2 separate regions of the Homo sapiens genome follow, and region 2 is linked to region 1. The links are chromatin loops, found by intact Hi-C in ENCODE. Cell type or tissue: PC-3. All regions are shown on one strand. Each heading gives the region's core, and the rest is flanking DNA. Links, peaks and the distances in the headings are about the cores only. Region 1 holds the start of SLITRK5 (SLIT and NTRK like family member 5). Region 2 has its middle 170 kb from the start of SLITRK6.

What was found. Hi-C counts contacts between places; a loop is a spot of excess contacts. Peaks named below come from ENCODE experiments on the same cell type or tissue, not always from the same donor. Only the 100,000 strongest peaks of a DNase experiment are listed, where the experiment ranks them.
Region 2: a loop joins it to region 1, with 8 times the contacts of the local background. A loop is called at or near these places in 3 of 110 quality-filtered maps.

What each region holds. Positions count from the first base shown.
Region 1 is chr13:87,660,991-87,676,954 of GRCh38, forward strand. It overlaps SLITRK5 (SLIT and NTRK like family member 5), which reads left to right and starts at 10,381. Exons shown (of 2, transcript NM_001384609.1): 1 at 10,381-11,219; 2 at 14,391-15,964. The coding sequence starts at 14,399. LOC124900338 (formin-like protein 5) reads right to left here and starts at 11,377. Exons shown (of 2, transcript XM_047430855.1): 1 at 9,846-11,377. The coding sequence starts at 11,315. The coding sequence ends at 10,791. MIR4500HG (MIR4500 host gene) reads right to left here and starts at 9,973. Exons shown (of 6, transcript NR_033829.1): 1 at 9,846-9,973. RefSeq lists enhancers at 10,108-10,609, 13,034-14,233, 15,546-15,964. In PC-3, for the core only: CTCF peaks have their summits at 8,575 (motif pointing left) and 10,359 (motif pointing left); a DNase peak (open chromatin) is centred at 10,261; H3K4me3 peaks cover 3,453 bases; H3K27me3 peaks cover 495 bases.
Region 2 is chr13:85,961,535-85,977,498 of GRCh38, forward strand. It overlaps the pseudogene MOB1AP1. Among named protein-coding and RNA genes, the nearest start is that of SLITRK6, 170 kb to the left of the region's middle. In PC-3, for the core only: a CTCF peak has its summit at 9,386 (motif pointing right); no DNase peak of the experiment used is centred there.

The DNA.
Region 1 (15,964 bases), core at 5,006-13,005:
ATAGAGCACATGGTTAAATATTTTCAACATAGTAATCATTGGTCTTGAAAACACCTAATAATAAATTGAAATAGATTATCTCAAATTGAAAACTTTATTTGCAAACGTTGCTTGCTTTTTGTATTAGTCTGCTCAGCTATATTACACAATTGAGAAGAAAATTCAGTCTATTCATTTTATCAAGTATAAATGGAGACAGAAAATACCTGTTCACGTGTGCATTCCTCTGGTCATGTATGCCCTTACACACTCACTCCCACCCAGTACTGCTTTCTGGGTTTGGCTTATGCTGTAGTTCCTGAAATCCTAAATGTTATGTACCAGCTGCCAGCAGGTGTCTGCAGGTGTTTGCCTACAAGAAGTTCATTGACAGTTTATTGCAGCAAGAATACCTTCTCTGGCAGTGGAAATTAGCTGCAAAAACACTGCAGACCAAGTAATGTTTTAAGGACAATGATGCTTCATGTGCTGTGAATGCATAATTATTTATTATCAGTCAGGCCTAGATTAATCACTCTTGTGTGATATTTTTCCCATGTAAAAAAATAGTTATCAAATTCTAGTTTCCACGGTCATTGTCAGTGTACTGGAAGGACTGCAGCTGTACTAGGAGTCTCATGGACATTTAACTTCTGACAGCTGTGAATGCTTCTTTGTGAATGCAGACATTGCTCTTTGACTCAGAGTTTCTGGAAGAGCTCCAAGATGCATTCTCCAGTGCCCCTGCAGCTCTCTGAGTGCATATTAGGAGAAGGTGGTCAGAAACGTCATGAATTGCTAACGTGGAGAGATACTTGTATTTTCTTTTACTACACATGTATTTATTTCAACATGGATATAAATAGATGAGGTGATAGTCAGTGATGAACCTAATATTTACAAACTTTCAGTATTTGGAGATTCATGATTATGTCAAATCTTTTCATATATGATTATACTTTTATTGAGAAAATACTGATATGCACCAACACTCAATTTTTTGAGTTTTATAGAGATTCATGCCTAATATTCATAACAAAATTGGACTACATGACATCAATGCTCAAGAAGATTGTCAGATGTTTAAAAATAAAGAGTAAAATTTAGCTATTTATAGGGTTTATTAGTCATTTGTGATTAATATACCATAAGTTTTTTTTTGATTATTGAGAAACTTAATTATGGGATTATCTTAACACATGTATGCCTTTGAAAAAAAAAGAAAATATGTCACAAAAGTTTCAATTTAAAATTATTTACATAACATATTTATGTTAGAAAGGACTATGAGGTTATGTCCCTAAACTTAATCATGAAAGGAATTCCCCTTCAAATAAACCATACATATTTGCATTTTTCTATTGATATTTTAGGAGATGTATAATGCTTGTTTTAGCATTTGGGTTATTAAATATAAAATTGTTAATAGTCAAAAACTGAAAGACAAGAAACATATGTCATAGTAGAGACATTTTCCACTTAAGGAAAAAGCATACTCTATGTATACAAGCAAGTGTTGTTTTATTAACCCTATATATTTGAATTACTCTAACAATAATTTCTGGTAGTTAATAATATCCTTGATATTCCACAGCCTATTTATAAATATATTTCATGATCAGTTTAAGATCTAATTTATTATTGTAATAATTAAAAGAGCAATAGTATATATTAATATTTTGAAATATATTTTCACTGTTTCATTTCTCAAAATATATCTGACATGATAGAAGTGTTGAATCACTTAGAAAGTATCCCTATGGAGACTAATTACTGAAAATCAATGTATCTTTTTTTTGTTTAAACTGAGAACAAAGTTCAAAGGTATTAATTTGAACTAACATAGGTAAGGCAAATAGACCCTGAGAGTTTGTGTAATTCATAGCATAGTCTGCTATCTACTGTTTGTATGAAATATGGAATATCACCAACTACCTTGAAACTCAGCATTTCATCTGTAAGTAATAATAACACCTCATGAAGTCATTATAATAATTAAATGAAAATATGAGACAATCTACATAAAATGTCTGGTAATAGTAAATGATTCTGTGTGTGTATGTATGTGTACATTTTATTTACCTTTGACTTTGAATTATAAACAAAATGTGCATTGCCTGTGAATGCTTGTGTTAACCATAGCTGAAGAAAGTCACATTATGTTGGGCGCGGTTGCTCACGCCTATAATCCCAGCACTTTGGGAGGCCCAGGCGGGAGGATCACGAGGTCAGGAGTTCGAGACTAGCATGGCCAACATGGTGAAACCCCGTATATACTAAAAATACAAAAATTACCCGGGCGTGGTGTCACATGCCTGTAATCCCAGCTACTCGAGAGGCTGAGACAGGAGAATTGCTTGAACCCAGGAGGAGGAGGTTGCAGTGAGCCAAGATCACACCACTGCACTCCAGCCTGGGGGACAGAGCAAGTCTTCATCTCAGAAATGATAAAAAATCATCACATTACATATCAAAAAATCCAGTCAAATGCATTCCTATTATGAGGGACAAATGAATTTAAGCCTGCCTTTCTCTATGTAATACATTACTACTAAATGCTACCATATCTATGCTATAGTGAAGTATTTTTAAATATGAAAATTCTTAGATATCATGAATAAGTGGTAGTGTAATTGGTTAAAGTCTGTTTGTATAGCAGTCACTACTCATATAATAAAGCAGTTGAAGACCTAGATTGATTTTAGAATGAATCATGCATCTCATACTGGTGATTAAAATCAAAATTGGTTATTTGTTCATTACGAATTATAATAATCAATTAAAATTGCAGCATACATCATAGCATGCTATATGAGAATAACTATAAATTTAGTGTCACTATAAAAATCTTCATTAGATTGATGGAATATTTATAATCACAGAATAAAAATGCATCATCTAATATTAAACAAAAACTGAGCTGGCACAGGTGTGTTTTTCAGAGGTAACTTTTCATGAATTTACCAACCAATTACCAATATTTGTTTAAATAAAGATAACTAGTAGAATAAAATGGGCTGGGCACGGTGGCTCATGTCTGTAATCCCAACATTTTGGGAGGCCGAGGCAGGTGGATTACAAGGTCAGGAGATCGAGACCATCCTGGCTAACACAGTGAAACCCCATCTCTACTAAAAATAAAATAAAAAAAAATTAGCCAGGCATGGTGGCACGTGCTTGCTGTCTCAGCCATTCAGGAGGCTGAGGCAGGAGAATTGCTCGAACCCGGGAGAAGAACGTTACGTTACAGTGAGCCAAGATCAGGACACTGCACTGCAGCCTGAGCAACAGAGCAAGACTCCATCTCGGAAAAAAAAAAAAAAAAAAGAATTACTTAAAATCTGTAAGTTAAGATTAATAATAATTATTTTTTAAAAAACTCTTTTTGAAAGACAGGATCTCATTCTCTCATTCTCTCTCCCATGCCAGATCATACCTCAGTGCAACCTAAAACTCTTGGACTCAAGGCATCCTCCTACTTCAGCCTCCTGAAAAGCTAAAACTACAGGTGCACACCACCACACTCAACTACTTTTATTTTTATTTTTCTACAGATGGGGTCTTGCTATGTTGCCCAAACTGGTCTTGAACTCCTGGCCTCAAGAAATCCTTCCACCTTGGCCTCCCAAAGTGCTGGGTTTAGAGGAGTGAGCCACCATGCCTGGACCAGATTAATAATTATATTATATTTTCCAAGGAGTTTCCATTTTAATATTTATTATTTGATTAACCAGTGTGATAGTTATATAGTCAATTGAAGACATAGCACATTAACTTTGTCATCTACCCAGAGGAAATGTTTTCATTAATGCAGAGGTGCAAATGATATGAAGCCAGAACCAAGAATGAATTCAACGTCTTCGAGAAACACTTTACTGATGGCGAGATCTGGTGGTTTCCTAATTATTTTGGACTTAAGCCTTTCAGCAATGTGTAATTCCTTTGAAGTTATATTGGTTTTGTCTATGGAAGAAGCATATTGTTGGAAATAAAGGTCACTAATGTAACTAATATTTTAGATAGATTGATGAAAAACAAACTCTAACCTTAAAAAATTATAACTTCTGAATGGGACTTATTATCAAGACATTATGTCTTTGTATCAGATTTATAAATGTCATTTTATTAAAACTGAGGTTTATTGAGCTTTTCATGGAAATTAGGGACCATATTAGCATTCTATAAATTAGTTAATTATAATTTGCTGTTCAAACTCTGCCCACTCCAATTGTACAAAAAGCCACTAAACTTTAAAATCATGTTTTCGTATTAAAATAGATGGAACACAAACATTCAAGTGCAGTTTTTTTAAAGTCTTTTTTTGCACACAAAACTTATCCTAGATAATTCCTGAAGCAAAATACTGATTTAGTATTTTCTTTCCCAGTTCTACTAACATCCCACTGTGTGATCTAGAGAAAAGTACTTTAGAGAGTACTTTGCCATGCATAAAAAGGCACTTATCTTCTAATAAAATTCTATTGATTTAAAATAATCTACCTTTCTTTCTTTATAGAGGTATAATAAGGGTGTAATGAAGAATTTTGAAGTGCTTGTAAAGTTCCTTGAAATCTTTAAAAGAATAGTAGAGGCCTTCAATTGAATGCAATTCGAAAGAATTGAATAGAGACCCTAAACAGAATGCAAATCAGGCCTCTTGCCAAATGTGAATCATAATTGTCCTTATTTATTGAGGGTGTCATAATCACCATCATTACTTATGAGTGCAGCTGTTCATATTGATTGAATTTCCAAGGTATCCCAGAAATTGAACAAGAAACACAGTTTCAATCCTCTGGGAATTTATATTCTAGACCTGCACTGTCCAATGGTAGCCACTAGCCACAGGTGGCTATTTAAATTTAAATCAATCAAATTTAAATAACAAATAAAATTTTAGTTCCTTTGCCATATCATCCACATTTCATTTTTTTAAGCTACCTCCTACAGAAAGGTATCATTCATATTTCAATTTCTCAGTAGCCTTATGTGGCCAATGGCTATCATATTGGATCGCACAGATACAGTTAATTTCCATTATCACAGAAAATTCTATTGAACAGCCTCTTGTAGATGCTTGGTGCACATATGCCACTATAAATATTATTCAAGAATACAATTTATACAATATAATTTTATTGCATAAATTGTAGTTCATTAATTTTGATAGAGACTTTTAATAGAGAAAATAGATAATCTACAAAAAGTCAAACATCTCTGTAAGCATTCTGATATGAATCAACTATTTTCATCTCAAATACAAGAGACAGGATCTAGCACATTTTAGGTGCTAAATAAATATTTGTTCAATTAATAAATTCATAAATGAACAAGTATTTTGTGTATACAAAGAGATTTCTGGAGCTCATTTTTCTTGCTATTGAAAGGATACCATATACAGTTTTCAAAATAAGGAATGATAATATAGTCTGGAAGAAAAAACACATTAAGCAAGAAATAGAGCATTGTGCAGGTCAAGTGCTTGATAATGCAAGGGAATGTTTAGATGAGCAGTCTTCATTGTTAGAAAGAATAAGTAAGATTTTTTCAGATGGAGAAAGGACTTACAGAGAATTCTCTAGAACAGTAGGTAAAAGAAAAATGAAAAGTCTGATAGATAAAAGGGCAGTGGAAACCAAAGCGTTGGGAGTTGGGAAAAAGGCTGATTCATTTTGAGGGGATAAAGAGATTATGAGTATTCTGATGAATGAAGGATTCCAGTTGGCAAAGTTGAATGTAGTATAATCAATTTAGATATTTTTCATTAGCAATGGTTCTTCTGAAATTGTTGTAATTTAACTGTTTTAGGATAATTAATTGTTTTTCTCTGAAAAAAAAAACAACAGAAATAACCCAGAAAACACAGGCATAACATAATGCCTGTTTAGACTTATTTTCTAAAAATGACTAGAGATGTGTGAGAACCAAGGACCAATGGGTCCCAAGAGACAAATCATACACTAATAGAGAGTTACATAGAAAAGCTAATCTGATTACATTGTGAAACTGCTTCATTTCCAGTGGAATGTGTGCATTTCAATGCTAGTATAAGCCAGATGGCAGTAGCCTTTGTTCTAACAGGGTCTGACGATAGTTTGTATATTTAAAATGTCACAACTACACACTCACTTTTCTTCAGTAAACAGTAAAGAACAGCTGCTGACAACTTCAAGTGCAATTACTTATCTTCTCTACAGAGCCATTTTGATCTTCCTCTTCACTCACCAGAGTATCAAATAAAACTGATGTTCCCAGTACACAGCATGGTTCTGAATAGTGTGAAGATAACAAAGCTAGCTTCTATTAATTACCATTCTATTAGCTGATACTGGTAGCTAGAATTGAATGTCATATATGAGTAATGCTGAGAAATTATTGTAACTAATTAATTGACACTCATAGTTAGAAATGTATTCAGTGTCTCCAGTGATAATAATGTGCCATGAAAAATAAAACCATTTGAGAACTATGGGATAGAGATTAATTTAAGGAAATCATCTTGAACTCTTCCTAAGCTCTTAAATCACCCCTCCAAATATTCTTATTTTTCAAGTGCACATTTTTATAAATTTTTATTGGGGATGTGTATGCAAAATTGAACAAACTGTAGTAGAAACTAAAACAGTAAGAAACAAAAATAGTAAAAAAAAAAAAAAAAAAAAGAGCATACGATGAAAAATAAATTCCCATTCTATTTAAGACGCCAGTCTTCTTCCAAAAGGTAACCACTATTATTAGATTTGTGTGTATTAATTTCTTTCCAGAAAAAAAGTCTGCCTCTCACAAATTATAGGTAATGCTATATATACTCCTAATAATGGCAAAACAGTATTCCTATACAAACTGTTGTTTAAAGTAGAAGAGTATTCTAAGGTATAGAAGGATGTGTATGACTTTTCAGTGAGTCAGACATTTAACTTGTTCTTACTCATTTTCAAATGCAAGCATCTGTTACATATCTTCTGACATAGTGTTTTATATATCTTACTTTGGCACACCTGAAGGCTACTTTCTGAAAAAGTAGTGTTCCAAAGATATATTTTTGTAGATATTTCCAATTGGTTATCCAAAAAGGATATTTTCATATGTAATTATATCAAAAAATATCCGAGTGTATGTGCAAGGAACTGCATGAGGCAAGGAAGAAAATTGGCTATTTTTTGTATATTCTTTTGTAATGCCTCTGAGAGTCTATTTCTAAGGCTGTGAATAATTAAGTCTGTAAGTGAATAAATAATTTCAGCAAAATTAGATTTGCTGGCCATTTTTAATTTGATAAATATAACTGCATGATGTTTGTTTTTAATTTTAAATGTATTAGACAAAATGTCAAAGACAAATGCTGTACAGTTATTTAATTTAGCAATTTCATAGAGACACAATCATAAATGGTGACTCATTATTTTCCTCCAGGAGAAACTTTCATTTTCTCCTTTTAGATATGTGATATACATATAACATATATTATATATAATTATATATATGAATGTGATATATATATAATTTCAATTTCAAAAACTTTAAAGACATATGCCCTTTAACTTAGACTTGAAAAATGTGTCATTTATTAAATTGAGTTGAACAGACTTCTTAGCCATTACTATGGAGGAATAGAAACTTAGCATTAGAATTCCATAATCTTAACTCACCAGTTAGGCTAACAACAACAACAACAACAACAAATTGCAAGCTCTACTGGCTTTAGATGTTGATCAATACTTATGAAGTCATGAAATGATTAATAAAGAATTTCCTTGTTTATAATCCTCATTAGGTTGTTTCTTAAAGCACCATAATTCTTGACTAAGCATTTTAAAATTCTAATGATAACACACAGTGATACGCAAATGTGATAAGAATTATCTTAAAAAATGTACTTAATATAAGAATCCCTCCTGTGTTCATAAAGCACTAAAATAATAATTCTAGAAACTAATAAATATAAATTTACAAAAATATATGGTCAATTTTAAGTGGCAAGTATGCTACTTATGTTTTCAATTTAAATTTAAATTTGCAGGTATCAAATTATGGCCATAATTGATAATGACAATTATATTTACAATATAAATGTCAAATATATTTCCCTACATGATATACACTTATGATGATACCCTCTCAATAGATAATTCTAATATGAAAAAAAAATATTTGCAAACATTTGGACAAATGTGACTTTCACATCCAACTCCATCAAATAATGTTTAATATTAATAGACTTAATTCTGGGGAGATATATTTGATCAATCATTTAATTTTACAATGGCCAAATGTATCTATGTAATTAAGTGCATGCATCTGAGTGCTGTCTGAAAGCATGTATACACATATGACCATGTGTTGCTTAGTATAGACTAAAACATAGATACATTTGTTCATGTGGGTAAAAGTTTTGGCTCATATTTGATCACTCTTATGTAATTCACTTATATATTTTCTAAGCAATAGTCAACATTCAATGCAAATAAAGAAACAGATTAATAACTGAGGCTTTTCCTTATATCTATGATGTTTTCCCTCTTGTGTTTTTCTGTTCTGAACTGTTCAAGTCACAGTATTTTCTAAAATTTCATTCTCTTGCAGAGCATCTTATAGAGACACCTAGTGGCAAAAGGTAATGGTGGCTTCCGGGACCATCCTTAATGTTGAGTTAATGGCAGAAAGTTTTCATCATTTACTTATTTGAACCACAAGAGGTAAACTAGATTATTAGCATAAGTGTTTCTAACAAAACTGTAACCTAAACTAATTCCAAACATATTTAATACTTCTTAGTTGAATAATATTTCCTTTAATTAGAACAATAAATATTTAAAATAAAAATAATACAAAACCATGAATTAAACTTTGCTATTGAATGAAATTATAAAGATTTAGAACAGTGATAAAATATAACAGCTTTATTTCAGCTATTTTGAAAAAATCAATAATCGATTAAGACAATTTAGGACCTTTAAGAACTTCTACAAAGTTAATCGATATTGAAAATTATGTTTCTGATAGGACTCAATATTTATATTCCAAAGGCTTCTGGCTGTAATTCCTATATAATTTTAAATTTAAATATTTCATTTCATTTTGAAAATATAAAAGTAATTTTAAACTTAAAATAAATTTTCTGAAATGTTTATATAATGTTAAAAGTTAATGACTGAATAAAAAATACAGAAATAAGCCTTTTGTGGATGACGTGTAAGTTATATTTGTTGATGCAATGTATCTACAGCTAGTGGCTATCATTCCTAGGTCAAATGCTTCTAAATTTAATGAAACGTTCATTACAAGATTTTGTTTTTATTGTCTGAAATTACATATTACTTCTTTCCTTCCTCTCCCTTGAATATAACCCATACTTAAACAAAATTGCTTCCAAATAAAGTTTTTATGGTATAAAGTAAAAATATATATATTCACACAACATACGCAGGGGAAAGTTCAAAAAAGATTGCAGTACCTCAGGAGACTGCAATGTTCATCACCTGAGATATATATACATCTCAGAACATAGACATATTATCAGACTCTATATCAATATTAAACATATGATTAACCAGATTATAACACAGTATTATCCCAAATATTACTAAGAATAAAACAATATCAATAATAATTAAGACGTAATTAATTGCAAAATAAAGTGGGTAAAATATATTTACATGGAGAAACTAACTACATAGTTATCAAAGGAACAGGCACATGTGCACTCAGCCTGCACTGGGTCACTTACTATTATCAACTTTTCTCTTATACCCGGGATGAACGGCAGGTCTAATATTACAAATATTGAAAACATGTCTTATGAAAGTAAAGACCCCTTTTTGGGGATGGAAGTGTCTGGTTTCATGGAAAGACCCAAGAATACTTACTGTAGAGATGACTCTAGTGGAGTTTAGCAGATGACTCTTCAAGAAACTCGCTTTCTATCGATATTGCATTTACTTAGGGGTTTTCCAGCTTTTTAGTACACACCAGATGTATTCACAAACATTCCCTCTGAAAGTCTTTCACATTCCCTTGTGTTGCCTAGACACACCTATAAAACGTAATTCTATTAAAGAGAAAAGAAAAGTAGCGCCCTTGTTTGCAGCTAGGAGGAACCACTCCCTTTTCCAGGATCCTTAACAGTAAGTACACGAGACAGCAGCATTCTGAATGGCAGGAGGAAGGCAGGCGATCAGCACAGGGCTGGAATCATCTGTTCCTGACCACCAGCAAGCCTGGCACTGCCGGGGTTATTTCCACTCCTCCCTTTCCCAATCCGAGAATTGCACAGTCCCACGCTCGAATTACACACATGGTCCAAGACTTCTCTCTCTTCCTACGAATGTGACATCCAAGGGGGCCCCGGTTGCGCCGCCCTAGCCCAGGGACGCCTTCGCCCTCGGCTGCCATCTATCGGCCACCGAGCGCCCGCTTCGCCCCGGGCCCATCATGTCTGCTGCAGCTTGGCTCGCACCAGAGGCGCGACAATAAACAAGTGCACTGGACTGGGCCCTGCACCCGCTCCGGAGCAGCTGTCTCAGAGACCCGGTGTTGCTTACCGCGTTGCCACCTCCTCGGCGCCCGGGAGGAAGACGCAACTTTCTCGGAGTTTTTTTTAGAGCCACCGGGCTGCCAGGACAAGCCACAGGCATAGAACGACGCGGTTGCTGCCCGCCCCCCCCTTCCCCCAGAAACCCCAAAGGATGTCGGTGATAGAGAGTTCCAACTAATGACGATTGTGCGCCGCATCTGGGGAAGGGATACAGAAAAAAACCCTGCAAACACCGTGAGGATGAAACTGCCAAAGGGATGCAAGAGCCTCTCAAATACTAATTAGGGGCCGCGGCGGCGGCGGGCTCGGCGCGGAGACAGCGTCGGCGGGATCCCAGCGCGGTGGTCGCCGCTGCGCTGGGGGGCGGAGGACAGCGCAGGAGCTGCAGCCGCCGCCTTCGCTGGAGCAGCCGAGGGGCCGGTGCCACCTTTGCTCGCCCCCTCACTACCATGTACAGTGTGCGCTGCAAGAAGAAGGCGGGAGATGCATGCACACCCCCGCGACCCGCTCCCTCTGGCTCGTCCCCCGGCGTGCGCCACTGACCAGGGGGGAATGTGGTGAAGACGGCGAGGAGGAGAGCCGAGGGGGGAGGGGAGGGCCGGCCGGCGCGAACCCAGGCCGGAGGGTGCGAGGAGCCAGAGGAGGCTGGAGGGGGCGGCGGCCACAGCTGGGTCGGAGAAAGTTGCCCCCTATGCAGATGGCAACTGTGAGTACCCCTGTGGGGGGGAGGGTGCAGCGAAGGCTGCCAGGGACCCCGCGATCGCGCCTTAACACGTATTGGAGCGAGTGTGCGAGTGATCATGAGTGTGAGCGGGTGCGAGCGCTCGGCGGGGCTGACCGTCACGTTGGCGGGGCCGGCGGGGCCAGGCAGTCTTCTCCGCGTCCCCCTCCTCCCGCTCCGTGCCTCCCCTCCCAGCAGCTCCCCCTCCCCGCCCCGCCCGGCTCCGGCTCCCGGCCCCTACCGCGAGGCGCCTCTCCAGCCGGACCTCCGCCGCCCCCTCCCGCCGCCTCCCTATCCCGCCGCTGCAGAACGCCCCCCGCTCTCCACCCCCCAACCCTGCTGCCCGCTCCGACTACCGCGGAGAGCACCGGGGAGAGCCTTTTGGGGAGCCCCGGAACCCGCGGTCGCCACCGCGGCGGCGGCCCCAGGCTGGAGGCGTCCGGGCGCCTCTTTCCTCCAGCCTCTGGGACTGCGCTGCTCGCAGTCTCCTCGCCCTGCCTGGGCTTGAGAAACCTAGTGCATACCCCAAAGAGGGTTTTTGTGTATGTGTGTGTTTTTAAAGGGTGGCTATGATGACTGGGCCTTGGAGATGTGAGACTGGGTAAGTCTATCGTTTACTTTGCAAAAGAGGTGTGTGTGTGTGTGTGTGTGTGTGTGTGTGTGTGTGTGTGTGTGTGTGTGTGTCTATGTGGCGGGGTGGTTTTCCTTCCCTCTCCTCCCTCCCCTTCTTCCTCCGTTTTCCCTTCCTTCTCTTTGGGGCGGGGTGGGGGAGGGGGAGCCTCGCGTCCTGGAACTCCGGGTGCTTCTGCCTGGGCTGCTGCTTGAGCAGCTGTGCCCGGAGCCTCCGGTGCGGCCTGGGTGCTGGGCTCCAGTCCGAGAGGCTCCATGCTGCTTACTGCAGGGACGTACAGGGCGGTGATCCAGTATCTAAATTCTTTGGGAGAAAATGAATAGTTCCCCCGCCCCCGCCCTCCAGGAAAAAAAAAAATCTGAGAATCTGAGAATGTTCAGCGCACCCGCGAATTTGCATCGGAGGTGCGTTTCCCCGTCAGAATGTCAGCCTCCCCAGGCTCATTCAACTTTATTTTCTCAAATTTTTGGTCTCCTTTGCTAGCAAGGAGGAGGGGGAAGGGAGTGGGTTGAGAGGAAGCTCTTCGACCCTTGCTAACTAGAACTGAATTAAAGTTGTAAACGCTGGAGTTTAATACTGGCTGGACTGAATTTGCAATGGGCTTTCAGATGGGGTGGGAGGTGAATGGGGGCGGGGAAGCACAGGGAGGGAGGGGGAGGGGACCCAACCTCGCTGAATGGATGTGCGGATTTGATCCAGCGGAGAACTGAAATTTCAAGGTAAACGTTTTGCTTTCACTGGGGTGGGGATGTTTTTGCCGCTTTTAAGCCGGGAGACGTTTACCGTTGCGTTGGGAGGTCGGGGATACTTGCGAGGTTTATGCACTGTGGTTCCAATTCATCTCGACACGTCTGGGTGGCCACACGTGAATGATTCGCAGGCACACTGATACATGTGCGTTTGAATGCAGGGGCGTTTAATAACGCGGGCTGGAGTCGACTTGGGGATCAGGAGCAAGGTCTCCAGGCTTGAACCCGCTGTCTCGGAAACATCTTGGCTTTAGTTTGGAGTTGCAATTCGATATTAGACTTCGGTAGTGAGGCAAAGGCAAGGTTGACCAGAGAAAAGGCATAGGTTCCTAGAGTCCAGCATTTCTATCAAATGTCCTCCACCCCATTAACCAACGCAGCATGCGCGCGCGCGCACACACAAACACACACACACACACACACACACACACACACACGCTCATTCCATTTATGTCCTTCCTTTAAGAGTGCTGCTGTTGATCAGAAGTAGGAAGTGGAAGGAAGCCTTCAAGGGGACAAAAAGAGAGCAAGAAAAAAAAGGGGGAGGGGGTCATATTGATTCCTGTGGGAGATGAAATTCGGATATTAAACAACTGACCTAAGTCGCTTACAGTTCTTCCTCCCACCTTTCTATTTTGCCTCTTAATCAGCCCAGGCGTCCTTTCCCTGAGATTAAAAAAAAGAGAGAGGGGAGCGTTAACAATTAAATGTAATAAGCAACTCCAAAGATGGGGATGCTGTCGAGGTGGTAGTTCCGTGCAAACCTTGCTATTACCGTTGCAAATAGACGCGGAGCCCAAGGTAAGGGAGGCTTTCGTGCTGATCCTTGGTGTACTGATTCCCGGTAAGCGGTAGGAACGTCCTTTTTAAACTCTAGGCATCGGGAGGTATTCGGAGATTGCGGATACCTTCGCTGAGTTCTTTGTAATCCATCGTGCAGAACTATTTCAGTGGCTTAAAGATGCGGTTTGGTAGCGTCGCTGACATGATCAATGAGAAGTGGTCGCAGGGCGCTCTCCGGGAAGCGCTGCTAAGTGGTACCGTGCATGCAATTAGGACGCTGATGTGCTTTAATAGCGTGGTAGTGAAGTCCACCATCAAAGCAAATGCGCTCTCCTTTTTTCTCCTTACTCAAAGCTCCGGGAGACAATTGGTGATTTAAGAGCTTCTTGGGGCTCCTTTGATGCATTATATTACAGCCTTTTTGCCTCTGAAAAGTATCCTTTAGGTTCCCACCGTGGCATTTCTAGCGATGGTTTAAAATACCCCAAGTATTTTGGCTCCTTGCCTCTCTGTGAACATGAGAGACCTTCACGGTGAACTGTTAACTGAAGAGGCTCTGAAAGAAAGAAGGGGGGGTGGGGGCTGGGTATAGGTGAGGTGGGGAACCTTGTAAAATGGTGCTTCTTTTTTCTTAAATTAGAACCATGAAACTGAACTGACAGCCATTTTATGTATATTTATGGATTGGTTTTGAAAAGGGGGGGAGAAGAGAAAACTAAAATGGGACTTTATCTAACCTGCTCTTATCTTGTAAGGAGCAGCATATTTGTGGTGTGCTCATTTAAAAAAATTAATCAACCTTTAAATCAAAATGTATAATAGATTTTAATAAAATCTAGAGAATGTCAATGTTTCACTTGGGGAGGTGTGTCATTTGTATCTCTTCCTTTTGGGTTTTAGAGTAATAATGTTAAGAAAGAGAGAGACTTTCTGACTGATCCCTTAAATTTTTGTCATATTCTGTTATTTCCTTGTTTTCTCTCTCCCTTACAGGAGGTAAAATGCACACTTGCTGCCCCCCAGTAACTTTGGAACAGGACCTTCACAGAAAAATGCATAGCTGGATGCTGCAGACTCTAGCGTTTGCTGTAACATCTCTCGTCCTTTCGTGTGCAGAAACCATCGATTATTATGGGGAAATCTGTGACAATGCATGTCCTTGTGAGGAAAAGGACGGCATTTTAACTGTGAGCTGTGAAAACCGGGGGATCATCAGTCTCTCTGAAATTAGCCCTCCCCGTTTCCCAATCTACCACCTCTTGTTGTCCGGAAACCTTTTGAACCGTCTCTATCCCAATGAGTTTGTCAATTACACTGGGGCTTCAATTTTGCATCTAGGTAGCAATGTTATCCAGGACATTGAGACCGGGGCTTTCCATGGGCTACGGGGTTTGAGGAGATTGCATCTAAACAATAATAAACTGGAACTTCTGCGAGATGATACCTTCCTTGGCTTGGAGAACCTGGAGTACCTACAGGTCGATTACAACTACATCAGCGTCATTGAACCCAATGCTTTTGGGAAACTGCATTTGTTGCAGGTGCTTATCCTCAATGACAATCTTTTGTCCAGTTTACCCAACAATCTTTTCCGTTTTGTGCCCTTAACGCACTTGGACCTCCGGGGGAACCGGCTGAAACTTCTGCCCTACGTGGGGCTCTTGCAGCACATGGATAAAGTTGTGGAGCTACAGCTGGAGGAAAACCCTTGGAATTGTTCTTGTGAGCTGATCTCTCTAAAGGATTGGTTGGACAGCATCTCCTATTCAGCCCTGGTGGGGGATGTAGTTTGTGAGACCCCCTTCCGCTTACACGGAAGGGACTTGGACGAGGTATCCAAGCAGGAACTTTGCCCAAGGAGACTTATTTCTGACTACGAGATGAGGCCGCAGACGCCTTTGAGCACCACGGGGTATTTACACACCACCCCGGCGTCAGTGAATTCTGTGGCCACTTCTTCCTCTGCTGTTTACAAACCCCCTTTGAAGCCCCCTAAGGGGACTCGCCAACCCAACAAGCCCAGGGTGCGCCCCACCTCTCGGCAGCCCTCTAAGGACTTGGGCTACAGCAACTATGGCCCCAGCATCGCCTATCAGACCAAATCCCCGGTGCCTTTGGAGTGTCCCACCGCGTGCTCTTGCAACCTGCAGATCTCTGATCTGGGCCTCAACGTAAACTGCCAGGAGCGAAAGATCGAGAGCATCGCTGAACTGCAGCCCAAGCCCTACAATCCCAAGAAAATGTATCTGACAGAGAACTACATCGCTGTCGTGCGCAGGACAGACTTCCTGGAGGCCACGGGGCTGGACCTCCTGCACCTGGGGAATAACCGCATCTCGATGATCCAGGACCGCGCTTTCGGGGATCTCACCAACCTGAGGCGCCTCTACCTGAATGGCAACAGGATCGAGAGGCTGAGCCCGGAGTTATTCTATGGCCTGCAGAGCCTGCAGTATCTCTTCCTCCAGTACAATCTCATCCGCGAGATTCAGTCTGGAACTTTTGACCCGGTCCCAAACCTCCAGCTGCTATTCTTGAATAACAACCTCCTGCAGGCCATGCCCTCA
Region 2 (15,964 bases), core at 5,215-13,214, 1.7 Mb before region 1:
AGTCAAGGAGCTTCTGTAGTGATTTTTGTAATGCCTGAGACCCTAGGAATACAGGAGAAACCTGCTACCTTAAACATTTTAAAGTTTCTACTGTATTATTTATCTATACATCATCTAGTAATATTTCTTCATTCTCTCCCTCAGTCATTTTTTGGCACATGTGCAATGAGTACCGAAATGTCAGGTGCTCTGTGAGAACATAGCATTCTAATGATGAAAACAAACTTAGGATAACAAACTGATGATATTTCCTACTAAGGTTCATACATAAAGGTCCATAGAAAAGCATATATTTTAAAACATATTCCAAGATTGAATGTGTTGATGTGACATCATCGAATTATAAGATTAATTAGTTTACTTCACTTTAGAATTTTTAATATATACCCTAAATAGATATTAAAAATTGAAAGGAAGTAAAAAAGGTATAGGAACTTGATTGAAAGGTGGGTGCTATGGTTTGAATTGTGTTCCCTCCAAATTTCAGGTGTTGTCAATGTGAAAGTATTAATTTGTGAGAAACTTAAGATACGATTATGTGAAAGGACATTTCTTTCATGAATGGGATCCGGTGCCCTTATAAAAGAGCTTGATAGAGGGAGTTTGTCCTTTTTGCCCTTCTACTTTTGTTTATCTGGAGAATCCTGACTAATACACCATTGTTATACACTTGTTAGACTGCATATAAGACAATATTTTAAAATATTTTCAAGGCATTATGAAAAGTATTCTGCAATTTATGCTTTAGAAAGTAAATTTATACCGAAATAAGAAGATTTGATAGCATGAAACCAATTACTGCAAATCGTTTTCTTAACTACATCTTGTTTTTGTTTCCATTTCTACATTTAAAAATATATAAATTAAGAACTCTTGAGAGTTTCAAATATACTCTTTAGAAAGTGAATGCCATACACCTTGTCCAAGTAAGATCAGATGTAATATACATAAGATGTGCTTTCTGAAGGTCTGCCCGTGTACTGAACTTTTGAAAAATGAGATCTAACCAACTATTATAATAAACGAGGCAATTTATAATGATGCAGCTAATTATAATTTCCTCAGCTCTTTTTTCTGTGTTTTCTGCTGTCCTTCAGGACATGATAATTTTCTAAAACATCTCTACTAGATACTTAGTAAGAGAACAAACAATGTATTACTTGTTATTTCATGTAAGGTACTTTCCCAAGAAAAAATAAATACCTAGAGTTAAGAAATCTTATTATTTATAATTCAACATTTCACTCTTTGTTTATGTTAAATGTTAATTTCACAAAGAAAAAAACTTATTTTTTAATATGATGAATAAAATTTCAGATAGGCTTTAATGCAAATGTTGACAGTTTAGTCATCATTAGTAGGGAGACAATTTGTGGGACAATGATGATGATTTACTATAATACCTATTTTGGTTCATAATAGAAAACTTCTATAGGTTTAAAGTTTGTGATAAACTTAGAATAATAAAGAATCTTGCCCTAAATTTGAATATTTCAATTGTTTCACAGCTTGGGACTTTTCTTCAGGCTGGACCTAAAAGAAATGGAAATATTTGTCCAAATTTGTAACATGCATTTATCTTTCTTTTAAACATAATTTCCAGAGAGATGCAGTTTCTGAACATTAATGTTGATAACTATATATAAAGGTAATAGTTTTCTTTTTTTTTATGTAACAAGCTTTTCATAGAATGGTACTGAGACCAGCTCGGTCAGGGAAACCCTAATCCAGTGGCGCTAGAGGAATTAAAGACACACACACAGAAATATAGAGGTGTGAAGTGGGAAATCAGGAGTCTCACAGCCTCCAGAGCTGAGAGCCCCGAACAGAGATTTACTCACATATTTATTAATAGCCAACCAGTCATTAGCATTGTTTCTATAGATATTAAATTAACTAAAATATCCCTTATGGGAAACAAACGGATGGGCTGAATTAAAGGAATAGGTTGGGCTAGTTAACTGCAGCAGGAACATGCCTTTAAGGCATAGATTGCTCTTGCTATTGTTTGTGGTTTAAGAATGCCTTTCAGCAGTTTTCCACCCTGGGCAGGCCAGGTGTTCCTTGCCCTCATTCCCGTAAAGCCACAAACTTCCAGCTTGGGCATTAGGGCCATTATGAACACGTTACAGTGCTGCAGAGATTTTGTTTATGGCCAGTTTTGGGGCCAGTTTATGGCCAGATTTTGGGGGGCCTGCTCCCAACAGAATGGCAATACTACTCCTCCAGGGGCATAAGAAAACAGAGTGTTGGGGTTACTCTTGCAATGAACAATTTAGATATTACAAACATTATAGAGAATTGTAATATTTAATTTATCCTACCTTTTGATTATAGCCTAAAATGAAGAATGTCATTAACTCATTTATAATTTATAATAAAGTGTATTATAATTGGTCATCTCATTGTATATGAGTTCCACAAAAATTAATAATGGTTATTTTATCATATAGCTCTCTACAACATGTTATAATTTGGAATGTTTGCATTTGAGGAAGAGCTAATATAAATAATTAATGCACCTCTTTTGAAATGGAATAGTTTCCTAAACTCACTATTCCACTGTTTCCAGTCATATTGTTGGACACATTTATAGCTCTAATTATATTTATTACAGTGTAATGTGATGAAAACTAATGAGCTAACCATCCATCTCAAGAATCTAGGTAGAATTAAAAAACACGTATTAAACTTAAATAATAAGTTAATAGAATAGAAATTAAAATTAGTAAATTATAAAATAATTCAATGTGAAGAAAAACAAAATGTAATTAGTTCTTTGAAAAGATCAGTGAAATTGATATTCCCTTTGGATTATTAAATTCTTAAAAAGCCATAAATGACTTAGGTAAGAAAAAAGAAGAAATTCCCAAAGATTCTAAAGACATTAAAGATGTGATAAGAGAATACGAATAACTTTATTATAAGTAATTTTATAAACTCAGTTGAAATGGACAAATTCCTAAGGGGAAAAAAGAAAATGATAAAGCATATAAATTATGAATAATCCTACATATATTTATTAGAAATTGAATGTATAATTTTAAGAATTCATCGAGAAACTCCCAGGCCCAGATAACTTTATCATTGGTTTACTTCAAATATTTTAAGAATAGATTACATATATTTAACCTTCTTCCAGAGAAAAAAGAGACATTTCACAGCTCCTTTGGTGGTGTCTGCATAATTCTCACATCAAAACTTGATAAAAATGTTACATGAAAGAAAAATTGCAGGTCATCACTTTTTTGAACATAGACAAAATAATTTTAAATTATTATTGGTAGCTGATTTCTGGAATAAAGTAGTCCCTCCTCATTATTCAACAGTTTTGCTTTTCATGGTTTTTAGTCACCTGTGGTCAATTGTGGTCTGAAAATATTAAACAAAACTTCCAGAAATTAATAGTCTTAAATTTTAAACCATGCACCATTCTGAGTAGTGTGATAAAAACTTCTGCTGTCCCCCTCCTTCTGCTTGGATGGAAATGATCCTTTTGTCCAGTGTTTTCATGTCGTATGCACTGCCTGCCTCTTAGTCACTTAGGAGCTGTCTCAGTTATCAGATCAAAATTCAATATCATCTATAGGGTTTGGTACTATCCACAGTTTCGGGCATCCACTGGGGACCTGGATCTGTATTCCCTGTGGATAAGGGAGGAGTACTTGGCCTATACAGGATAATTCATCACAACTAATGTGTGTTTATTTCAAGTATGGAATACTGCTTTTTACTTAAAAAATGTCTGTTCATGAAAACTGGACTCTACTCAGTGGCTTACACCTGTAATCCCAGCACTTTGTGGGGCCAAGGTAGGCGGATTGCCTGAGTTCAGGAGTTGGCCACCAGCCTGGGCAACACGGTGAAACCCTGTCTCTACTAAAATGCAAAAAATTAGCCCGGCATGGTGGCATGCGCCTGTAGTCCTAGCTACCTGGGAGGCTGAGGCAGGGGAACTGTTTGAACCCAGGAGGTGGAAGTTGCAGTGAGCTGAGATCGTGCCACTGCACTCCAGCATGGAGACAGAGTGAGACTCTGTCTCAAAAAAACAAAAAACAAACAAAAAAGTCAATGTCATTAAAATGTGGAGGGATGGAAATGCTCAATGTAAGTTTCAGCAAAGAAAATGTATTAGCAGACACACAGAGAGAAACAGAGACAGAGAGATAGAGACAGAACAAATGTGGCAAAGTCTTCATCTTTGGTGAAAATGAGTAGAAGTTACATAGTTGTTTATTGTACTAGTTTTCTGGATTGATTATTTTCTCAATGAATAATTTGGGGAAAGGGCAATGTGATTTGCCACATCAATAGAAAAAAAGAGAAAATTTTATTTCAATGAATGCAGATAACATTTAATGAAATACAGTCAATATTTACGGTAATTGATAACAACTTTAAATTGTCGTAACAAACTACTTGTAGGGGATCACTGTCTTAATCTAGTAATGGGTAATATATGCTGCTATGGGTATAAAATGTAAAACCATTTTGGAAAGATGATTGTATCTCCTAAAATTAAATATACCCACATTATATGACCCTGTAATTATGACCCTGTAATTTTACAAACCCAACATAATTGAATACCACATATCCCAGGCTATATGCATTCTTTTCTTAACCTGTGGAATAAAAGAAACATCACAAAAATACTGTGTTCTATTTTTATAGCTTTCAAATGAGGGAAAATGTAAACTAAGCCATATGGGCTTGTTTTAGGAAGTAGGAAAGGGTAGGAATGGATAAAGAAGATGCAGGGGACTTTTGGAATGCCGATAGTGTTGTGGTTTTTAAACGTGTTGGTTACATTTATATTTGCTAAATCTCATCAAGCTGTTCTCATATAATTTGTGCATTTTCTTTTATGCATGCTATGATTTAAAAAAAAGGTTATAGAAGACAAAATGTCATAAAAAGAAGTGATGAAATACAGAATTGATCAAGAAAAATTACCTCAAACCTAATCAGGAGTATAAAAATGAAAACACTTTATAATTTAAAGTGGCAACATTGATGTTGAACATGCAGATATCTTATGCATTGTAAGTTGTGATAGAAACTGATACAACTTTTTACAAATACAATTCATGTTGGATTAAATTTAGTTCATATGGTGGCACAGTATTCTCTTGGTGCCACTTTGCCAGCTGGAAATCTCCATGGCTGGAGGTGCTTCTTCTCAGTCTTCACTTGGGCCACTGGGCTTGCTGTGCCCACTCAACCCCATGCAGGCTTCACTTGGCTCACAGTACTGCCCCAGACCCTGCGACCATCACAGCTCTGTGCTCAGCCTGTGGCTGGTGTGGGCATGCCTCAACCAGCTTCTCCACTGGGCACTGGTGTCTGGATGAGGGGGATGCAGTGGCAGTGCCTGAAAACTTGAATATGCCAGCAGCCACCTAGCCCCAAGGGGTACTACAGCTTCTGCCTGAGCCCCCAGGAAGTGTTACAGCTCTCATTCGTCTCCTCCACCTGCAGCTTTGGTGAATGGGGTCGTGTCACAGCTCATTCGGTCTCTCCATCCATGGCTTGGCGAATGGGGTATATGGTGCCCAGCAATTTTTTTCACTCTTGTAGCTGGGCGAGCAAGAGCATGTGTTACAGCTCTTTTCACATCCACCATTTGAGAGTTCTGGGTTCTTGTCCTGCAACCAAGAAGAATGACTTACACAGACAATGGAGAGTGAGCAAGGCAGAAAAGAATTTTCCTTAGTGACAGAAACGCTCTGGACAATGAGAGGTGACCTGAAGTGGGTAGCACTCTGTGTCAGAAGGGGCCCAAAAGCAGGTAGCTGTCTTTGAAGCTGAGTCTGGGGGTTTTATGGGCTCAGAATGGGGGTGTGTGTGCTGAGTCGACCATGTACAGGTCTGGAAAAAGCATCATTCCATTGGCTAAAAGGAATTGAGGAAATTTTCACTCCAGTTGTGGACTGCACCCTTAAGTGGCAGCTCACTTTCCAGTCTTCAGGCTGTCTGGGAGTTGAAGGTTGGGTTTCACTGGGACCTGTCCCTGTCTGCCTAGGAATTTGTCTGTTTCCTATTGCTATCAATAGCAGGATATCTGTAAGATAATTTGCAAGGCAACATTATTTGTAGTAAAATAAATAAATGCATTAATTAAATAAAAAAACAGGAAATATGTTATTGAGAAAGTCATACAGTTTGGCATTATATATTAATTTTAAATGAACTATGCAAAGATGACTACACATGAACTACAGCATAACATATTACATATTTATAAAGATGAGTTTCCAAAAGTTATTATTATTATTCAATATGTTAGTTATTTCATATTCTTATATGTGCATAAAGGTAGAATTGTAAAACCACAATAAATATAATGAAAATATACTGTGTGTGGTGGCTCAACCTGTAATCCCAGTGACTCCAGAGGACCCCTTGAGCCCAGGAGTTTAGAGATAGAGTGAGCTATGATCACACCACTGCACTCCAGCCTGGGTGATATAGAGACCTGTATCTTAAAAAAAAGAAAAAATGAAAGAAAGTAATTTCTGAAAAATCAAACTCATAGGTTGTATTATTTTCTTTATGAGCATACAAGTAAGATCATAAATTGTAGCTGGGTCTATGTTTGTAGTTGGTGAGGTGAGGGGGCAGCCACTGCACCGTAAACCAGTTGGACCCCAGCTTAGATAAGTGGCTATGTTCCTGTACCAAACTGAGGGTTGGGCTGCTATTTCTTGCGGCCTAATAACGAGATGCAGATGAAATGGGGGAGGAAGAGAGTTTTTATTTCTGTAACCAGTTACAGTGAGAAGGCCTGGAAATTATCTCCAGACCAGCTCAACATTACAGTTTTCCAGAGTTTATACACCTCCTAAGCTATATGTCTACATGTAAGTGTGCATTCATCTAAAAACATAAATGATTAACTTCTTTTAATCTCTAAGTAAGGTCTGAATCTTGAAGACTTTCCTCTGCAGCCTCAATACATTTACTTAATCTAAATGGGTCCAGGTGCTTGGGTGATTACGCTTATCTTGTCTCCTGCTAAATCATGGGAATTTGGGGATTTCCTTCAGGCCTCCAGTAAACTTGTTTGTGGAGGCCTAGGGAGTTTCTTCAGATCCCCAATAAAACTTATTTATTCATAAATGGATCCTGTTAAGAATTCCTTCATTATTTTCTCATGCTTTAAGGCTCAGGAAAGGCCTAGTCAAAACTCTTGGTGGGCTTTTGTTTAATTCCAGCCTTTGTATAAGGGCACTGGCTTTTAATATTTAACTTAACCACTCAGTCAGCACTGAAACAGTTGTTATGGAGGCCTTTGGTGAGACCTGGCCTTCCACAGCCATGTGGGCTTCTGTGGTGCTCTGAGAACAGTCTGCCCCTCCTCTCTCTCCTGAAGAGAGAAGATGAGCTTCCTCTTCAACAGCAGCTTATTTAAAACTTTTAAGAAGAGAAGAATATCCCTGAAATGTTTCCTCACTATAAATTCTTAAAAAATGCAAAGACAACACCAGGAAGTGGAATTTGAGACAAGTTGTTATATTGCCAGAGGGAGAGGGCTTCAGTGAATGGATCACATGCAACAATGTGGATTTTTCTACCAGAATATTAAAGAATTATCTCCTGGAGCAAGCCGTCCAGTCGTGTCTGCATATCCAAAATATAAATATTATTTGGCAGGTGATATTAACATTAAAAAGCTAATCAAATATACTCTTCTAAAATGCATGCGTTATTTTGATGACTTTGGTTCTAAATCAGCTTGATGATACTCATTTTCCTTCTAAGATTACTATCCCATTTCCCAAAATCTTTGTAACAAAGCCTATTTATTCTCAAGTGTTTGTTTAGGGTTTATACCTGTATTTATCAGCAGCACATTGATTCTGTGATGCAAAAGCAGAGGAAGCCTACTTCAACACTTTCTTAAGTACTTAATTTTCTTTGTTTAAGAGCTCAATCTGACTGATAAGGATGAGTTGACACCTCTTCAGGAATTAATTGAGAAGCTTGCAACAAAGATAAGCATTTGTACTAGGAAAGAGTTTTCCTCTAGCTTCATCTATGGCTGGAGCTATCTCATTGCTATCTGCTAAACTAGTGACACAAACTGAGAAAACAGGATAAAAAGACACCCAATATCTATATCTACTGATAAAATTGTCCCAATGGTGGGTAAGCTTAATAGCTTCAGAGTAAGAACTTTAGAGCAAACCAATCTGACTTATTATTATGTGTTATTGCTCCTGTGATTGTGGAATTACACTTTATTGTAGTATGCGATGGCTAATCTGTAGTTTGTTAGTTTTGTTATTTTCCTTTTGCTGAAAAAACATGTTTGGCTGTTTCAGGTGACAGCAAAAGGGGTAGTAAGAATTATTATAAATAATTTGTTAACATGTTTCCAAAACAAATTTCCTAACAACATAATTAGTCATGTCTTCTTTCACTTCTATTTGGTCAATAGAAAATATACTTTAAAGTTTCTTTAACATTAGAACAACTGTATCACTTTGGATACCTTTATTTGCAGGTTTATATGCCAATGTTTTTATAGAATAAGAATACATGTGTATAATTTTATAAGATATATGATTTTGATTCAGGTCATCACATGGTAATTATGAGAGCAACAAAAGTTGTTTCTGATAAGAATTTTTAAAATATTTTAACAGATTTTGGATTTTATTACCCCATAAATCTTTCAAAATTGTTAGGAAAGTCTATGATTATATATCAAAAATATGTTTTCTTAAGGCTTCTGAGGATGATTTTGCAGATTTTTATTTTAAATGCTCTGTTCATTATTTTTAATACATGCAGTTTTGGGTTAAAGAAGTAAAAATTTTAAAACATGAAAAAGGTAGATCTCAAAGCCATGTTTTTATATATGCTATATTTGAGAGGTCTTGAAATTTTGCGTAGGGAAATGAAAAAAAAGTTCTTAGTATTTTGATTATTTTGTATTTAAGTTTACTTTAAAAATTACTTCTATATTTATTTTTATTGTGACTTCATGGGTGAGCTTTTTCTGAATAAACATAACAAAAAAACACACTGAAAACCATGAAGGTGAACGAAATTCAAAGTGCACACATACGAAATTAGATATAAAAATAAATATGTACTATTTATTAGTATATATTCCTAATTATTAGTAAATCTTATTTTAATTGCTCACTTAAACTTTTAAGATTACAATAAAGAGTAAAATTATAATTAATGAGCAAAAAATATTAAATGAATAAAATCTATATTGCATAGAATTTGAAAGCTCTGATGAGCAATTACTATATATAAAACCTATTGATAAGCTTTCAAATATATATCTACATGGTGAACTGAAATTGTTAAGCTTTTTAAATAAAATCTTTTGATTCCTGAATTTAAAACAAATTCCAGAAGAGGGAGATGTTTACTCTCAAATGAAAAATGTGTTGCTCAGTGTGAATAAACTGGTTTCTATAAAACAAAGAATAAGATTTATATATCATCCTAAAATGTATGGAAATCATAGATTCTAACACTATATTGTGGTTAAAATTTCATCTTTATGATGTATTATAGGTACTTTTCCTATTTGTAGGCATGTTTTATGTCAATTGATTTTCTTAATTAAAATGTTTCCTGAAAATTTCTTAATTATTCAAAAATATAAAGATTTTTGTTTTCACAGTCATTTTAAATAGAAATTAATATTTAACATTTGAGAAAATATATTTATCACGATACGTTTTTCAGCAATTGTCAATAACTGTTTTGTTAAAATTCTTTAAGAATAATATAGAGGCAATATATCATAATCTGGAAATACTTTTAAATTAACATGTATTATTTCTAAATATGCATTTATGTACTGATATAGAGATAGCTAGCTGTTCAATCAGCTCTTTTGTATTTTAAAGAAAAAATTATTTAATAAGTAAAGGCAAAATATTTTGTTTTTTTTTTATGAGAAAGAAGGAATGACAATAAATATAATGAAATGTAGTGGTATTCTTAATTGTGAAGATAATATCACAGCATGGCACATTTTTTATTTACCCAGCTGACTAGCCTATGAGGCTCAGTGCTGGCAGTCTAGATCTTGCAGGGAGGACAAATATACATAAAACCCTATGTTTGGCTTCTCCTTCTAAAGCTATCTTGATAAGTAATGTCTACTTCTGCACTCCTCCTATTTAATTTCTTGTCTCTGATATTAAGTAGAAAGATGTGAAAAGCCAGTGTTAATTTCCATGTCATTGGCATTAGTCTTTTGCCAAATCTGTGTATTTTCCTGAAGCAATGTGAACATGTACCCTATGTTTTTCACCAGGTCTATTTGAGATTCTCAACATTACTATGAGTAGTAAGTGGGTGCCTAGTTGAAGAGATTTTTATATTGTTTGTATTACCTTTTCCCTCAGCTTCTTATTTAAATAGCTTAGAACTGTCCCCGGTGTGTGATGTTCCCCTTCCTGTGTCCATGTGTTCTCATCGTTCAATTCCCACCTATGAGGGAGAACATGCGGTGTTTGGTTTTTTGTCCTTGCGATAGTTTGCTGAGAATAATGGTTTCCAGCTTCATCCATGTCCCTACAAAGGACATGAACTCATCATTTTTTATGGCTGCATAGTATTCCATGGTGTATATGTGCCACATTTTCTTAATCCAGTCTATCATTGTTGGACATTTGGCTTGGTCCCAAGTCTTTGCTACTGTGAATAGTGCCACAATAAACATACGTGTGCATGTGTCTTTATAGCAGCATGATTTATAATCCTTTGGGTGTATACCCAGTAATGGGATGGCTGAGTCAAATGATATTTCTAGTTCTAGATCCCTGAGGAATTGCCACACCGACTTCCACAAACTAGTTCCACAAACAAGGGTTGAACTAGTTTACAGTCCCACCAACAGTGTAAAAGTGTTCCTATTTCTCCACATCCTCTCCAGCACCTGTTGTTTCCTGACTTTTTAATGATCGCCATTCTAACTGGTGTGAGATGGTATCTCATTGTGGTTTTGATTTGCATTTCTCTGATGGCCAGTGATGGGGGGAGGGGGGAGGGATAGCATTAGGAGATATACCTAATGCCAAATGACGAGTTAATGGGTGCAGCACCCCAACATGGCACATGTATACATATGTAACAAACCTGCACGTTGTGCACATGTCCCCTAAAACTTAAAGTATAATAATAAAAAAAAAAAATTCACACCGGCCATTTTTCAAAGCTAAGGTTTATTTTCTATGGCTCACATGAAAATATATTTCCAAGTGTAGTGTAGCTAGCCTGCCTGTTTACCAGATTACTATCTATCCAAACATAGGGAAACCTTTAATTCAGGCTAAGGAAAAGAATAAAGTGGTTAGCAAGAAAATATGGGAGCTGAGAGAAGTAAACGGCAGTATTCTAAATAAAAAACAAACACATCTATTAATTAATACTATTTTCTACTCATTTGACAATGATAAATAAATATTTTTTACATTTCTAAAAAATTAGCTTAGAACTTCAGAAAAATTATGGGCTGAAATATCAATGTCAGAATTGTTGAAAAACATATAAAATATTTTTGTGGAAATATCAAAACTATACTGACAATAAACCTAAACTTACTGTATAAACAGTGTTTAAGCTCTGTGAATCATCGTCAACAGCACAAAAACTCTGGCACCTGCACCACGTTAAGTGCAAATTATTTGCTAGAATAATGTTTTTGTTAAAGGAAACACAATATTATTTTAGATATGCTTGCTGTTTTTGTAAGAAAGTTTTCACTCACAGTAAAAAATAATTATATGAATAAAGTTGCTAATGAACTTAAGTGTGAACTTCTGAGTTGGGCAGGCTCTACAAAATTCATGAAGAAATTGCTATTATAAGTGTTTGTCTTCACCTTCTTTTTATGTCATCTTTACACTTTTATTTCACAATCTACAAAGAAGTCTCTTTATCCTATCTTAAACATTCTTCAGTGCTGTATGCATATCATGTATATCCTCTAATTGGTTGTTAGCTTTCCAAAGAAGACGTTAAGATTCCTCTTTCCTACTCATTTTGTACACTGACGGTGTCCACAATCATAATGGAAGAATAATTTAACAATGCTAATTCGATATCCATAATTCCTTGAGATAATGCATAAAAAGAGTATAGGAAAAGAATATTTGGAATACAGAAGCAAAAAAAAAAAGAATTATTCATCTTCAAAATGAAAATATCATTCCTCTCATAAAAATCCTTCAAGGACTCTCAAGTGTATTAAAAATAAAATCGAAATACTTTACAATGACATTAAATGATTTTATCACCTGCTCATTAGCTCTTACCCTTTACTGCGTATTCCATTCCCACAACACCCTTAATGCTCTGAGATCCAATTTTGCCTTCCTGATGACCTTCATCTCTCACACACTGGCATAGCATTCTACCTTTGTAATTGTGTTTACTGCATGAAACTGACACCAATAATTTTGAGATAACATATAGTCATCCAGTAAATCATCTATTTTTTTTTATATTACTGGAAGATTTTCTTTTCTTCCTTACTCTGTGTTAGTTCCTGTATGTTGTGTTTTATAGTCCATTTTACTTCCTGAACTTTAATGCTTTCATGACCACACTAAAATATTTTTCCTGTATGTTCTCGGTACACAGGACCTGTACCTCTCCCTAGTATTGTGTCTTGGAGCTTGTACGTACTATTTATGCAATAATAGTTAATTATTATTTGAATTTATGCTAATCATCTTGCCTTTAATGTTCCCCCAACCTAAAATGTCAACCCATGGGACACATTCATTTTTAAATTATAACCATTTTTCAAGTTCATGCTCACATTTCCTTCTATCACTGACCTTTTCAACTTAACTATTCCAGGTTTTATTGCTTTTTCTCTGCTGTGTTCTTAGATATATTTATTTTAATCATTCTAATGTTTAGTACTCATGTTCTATTGCTTGGTGACCCATGTTGTCCTTGAGATGAAAGTTAGGTTTGGAAAATCAAGGACATGGTATTATGTTTCTGATGAATCTCTAAAGATTTCTAGGTTAGAACTAGGCTGATAATGTGTGCTCAATAAATATTGATGGGTTTATTAAAATGGCCATGGAGAAGGAACAGATAATAATACATGACAACTCATTTTTTAAGATGTTTTTACACACTTGGGAACAAAATTTCAGCTGTCTTTTAAAAGTTTCAAATGTTAGGAGATAAAAATAGTGTCCCTGGACATAAGTGACAGACAGCTGGCTGATAATGTGATGATGAATCATTTGACATTCTTTTATATTTCTTCCTTCAGAACTCTTAATAAGAATGCGTGCCATTAGTCAGCAATAAGGAATCCTGCATAGTTTGTGGGTGGATCACAAAAGAAGTAGCAAAACAATATTTATTGTCAGAATAATCAAATGGTAATATTGTCAATTTATTAAAGGTATAACTCAGTGTAGATGTCTAGGATCCAGAGATGGAACAAAGGAAGGACAATGTACTATAGCTTTCTAGGTTGTCTCTATAAAATGTACTTGTGTGAAGGTAAGACATTCCCTACTCACTACCTGGAATCTTTTCTCCTAGTGCATTTTCACAAAATTGGCTTCTATTTGCCAGTGGGGTTGAAGCTTCAAGACCCTACATTTTTTTTTTCTTCCCAGCACTAGCTTTTCAACACTAGCAGAGCTATCAGCCGTGTGAGCTGAGATAACCACTCTATGCTGAAAGGCTTCTGCATTGCTGGAACAGCTCTCAGCATATGGATATTTTTAACTTTGTCAAAGCAAGGCTAATGTCTATAGTGATTTTTACAATAATGGACATTCCTACAAAAATAGATGTGCTCGTATTTGCGCATTTCCTTTATCAATTTATGCAAATATATTTCATGACAGATGTAATTTCCTAAATTTTACAACTTGAAAATGAAAATATACCTTACGTTACAGGTTACCTCCATATTGTTTCATGTTTGTAAACTTAGTTTTAATACTAATGACTTACCCCTTCTTTACCATTCCTGTGATCCTCTGCTTCCTTATTCAAATGTTCAAACATCACGTTTTTATCATGATTTTTGACACTATGCTTTTTTATCCTTTTTAATATCATTTTATCCATGTTTAACATGATAATATTTAATTTTATATTTGAAATTTGATGAGTGTTTTTAAATTCATAATGCCTAAAATTTAAAGGTCTTTTATTATCAGGATGCCACAGGGAAGACACACATTTTGGAACTATCACAGTAATAGCTATCATAGTAATACAACAACTGACTACAGTGTTTACAGTGATATTTTCCTACTATTAAATGGAGGGATGTTTGTTAGAATGGGTGCCCATGAGGACTTGCCCTGTTACACATCTAGAACACCCTAATTGAAATTGCTCTGACCATAAGCAGAAATGAGATACTTACCAAAATGATGAAAATCCTTAATAATGCTCAGGAGTCCTGCTTACAAACGAATAGATTGCATGTCATTAGAAACAAATGGTTGATGCAGATTAGATTGCTAGGAAAATAGAACACAAAGTTCATGTTTGGAAGATTATAACTAGCATAAAACTTTTATATTTTTTCTTGCTTTAAGTTAAAACAGACTATATCCTGTGAAAGATTTTACACTTTTCAAAAATACATTAAATACATGGTCCCATTTAATCTTTTAAAAAATGCTTAGCAAGCAGCAATTTCACGATGGTCAAATTCCTAATATGAGAGAAGTAGAAATAGGAAAAATAGGTCACCCTGATACTTATGTTTTCATTTTGCTTAATATACGTTTGTATATTTCAATATAACATTAATAGATATCGTGTCCCTTCACAGTTCTAAAGTAGTAAGCAAAATGAATTAATTTAACCTATGCAATTAAAACCAATTTGGAAGAATATTGAGGTAGCACACTGTTACGGGAATTAGTATGACTCAGTAATGCAGTTGAAAGTTAGTGGCTCCTAATCCAGTATGAATCATGGAGATGAGAGAAATGATTAGATAAAGAGATATTTAAAAGTAGAGTATCCCAAAATGATTAAAAAATAAGAAAAAAATCGAGCCTCCTTTGGAATCTGTTGTAGAGATATCAACTTGGCATCTTGGCAGCATAAAGACAGTAAAATGAAAGTCGTGGGTTTTAGGCATATTCACCAAGGGGAGTGTTTAGAATGAGAAGAAAAGATAAACAAGGAAAGTACATTAAGACTTTTTAAGATGCGGAGAAGAGAAATTAAGTACATAGTAAGGATAATTCAAACTTTCAGAGGAAAAGAATAAATGTATTTACATAGAAATTTGGTAGAAAGTATTTCAGTGAAGAAAGATCAATGATCAATATAACAAGTACCTACAAATTAGATGCAGAGACTAAAAAAATTATCCACTAGATTGTATTTCCAGACGCTAATTGCAAATTTAGCAACTACGTGTGGAAGGTTGAATAAAAAATAAACCCATAGAATTAGAGAGCATGTGTGCAAGAAGTGATTTCTGAAAATTTTTGAGGAAAAGGAAAGATAACAGGCGCTAGAGGGAGACTAATATCAAAATAAGATGTATAATTGGCAGAAAGAAATATGCTATCTCATTGAAATTATGGTTGTGAAGGATATTAGTGAGAAAAATTAAAATAAATTAAGGTCAGGTCTAACAAGCTGGAATGACAAGTAATGCCAAGTGCAGGAGAAAAGATTAAGGAGTAACACTTGTGTTGTTACAGGATCGAGAAAGAGAAGAATCAGTATGTTAGAAGTTGAGATATATTTTTAATTTCACATGAAGTAAGATGTAATGCTAATTATTAAGAGTTTTTGGGGTGATAAGAGAAATCTTGGTTTTGAAGATAATGGAAAGGATTTGAAGTGCTAATTATTTATAAATAGAGAAAATTGACTGTAAGAATTATGGAAGTTGAGGTATAATTTTGATTAATATTTACTGTACGACCAGTATGCCAAACATTGCTCAAACTCCTGACCTGATACA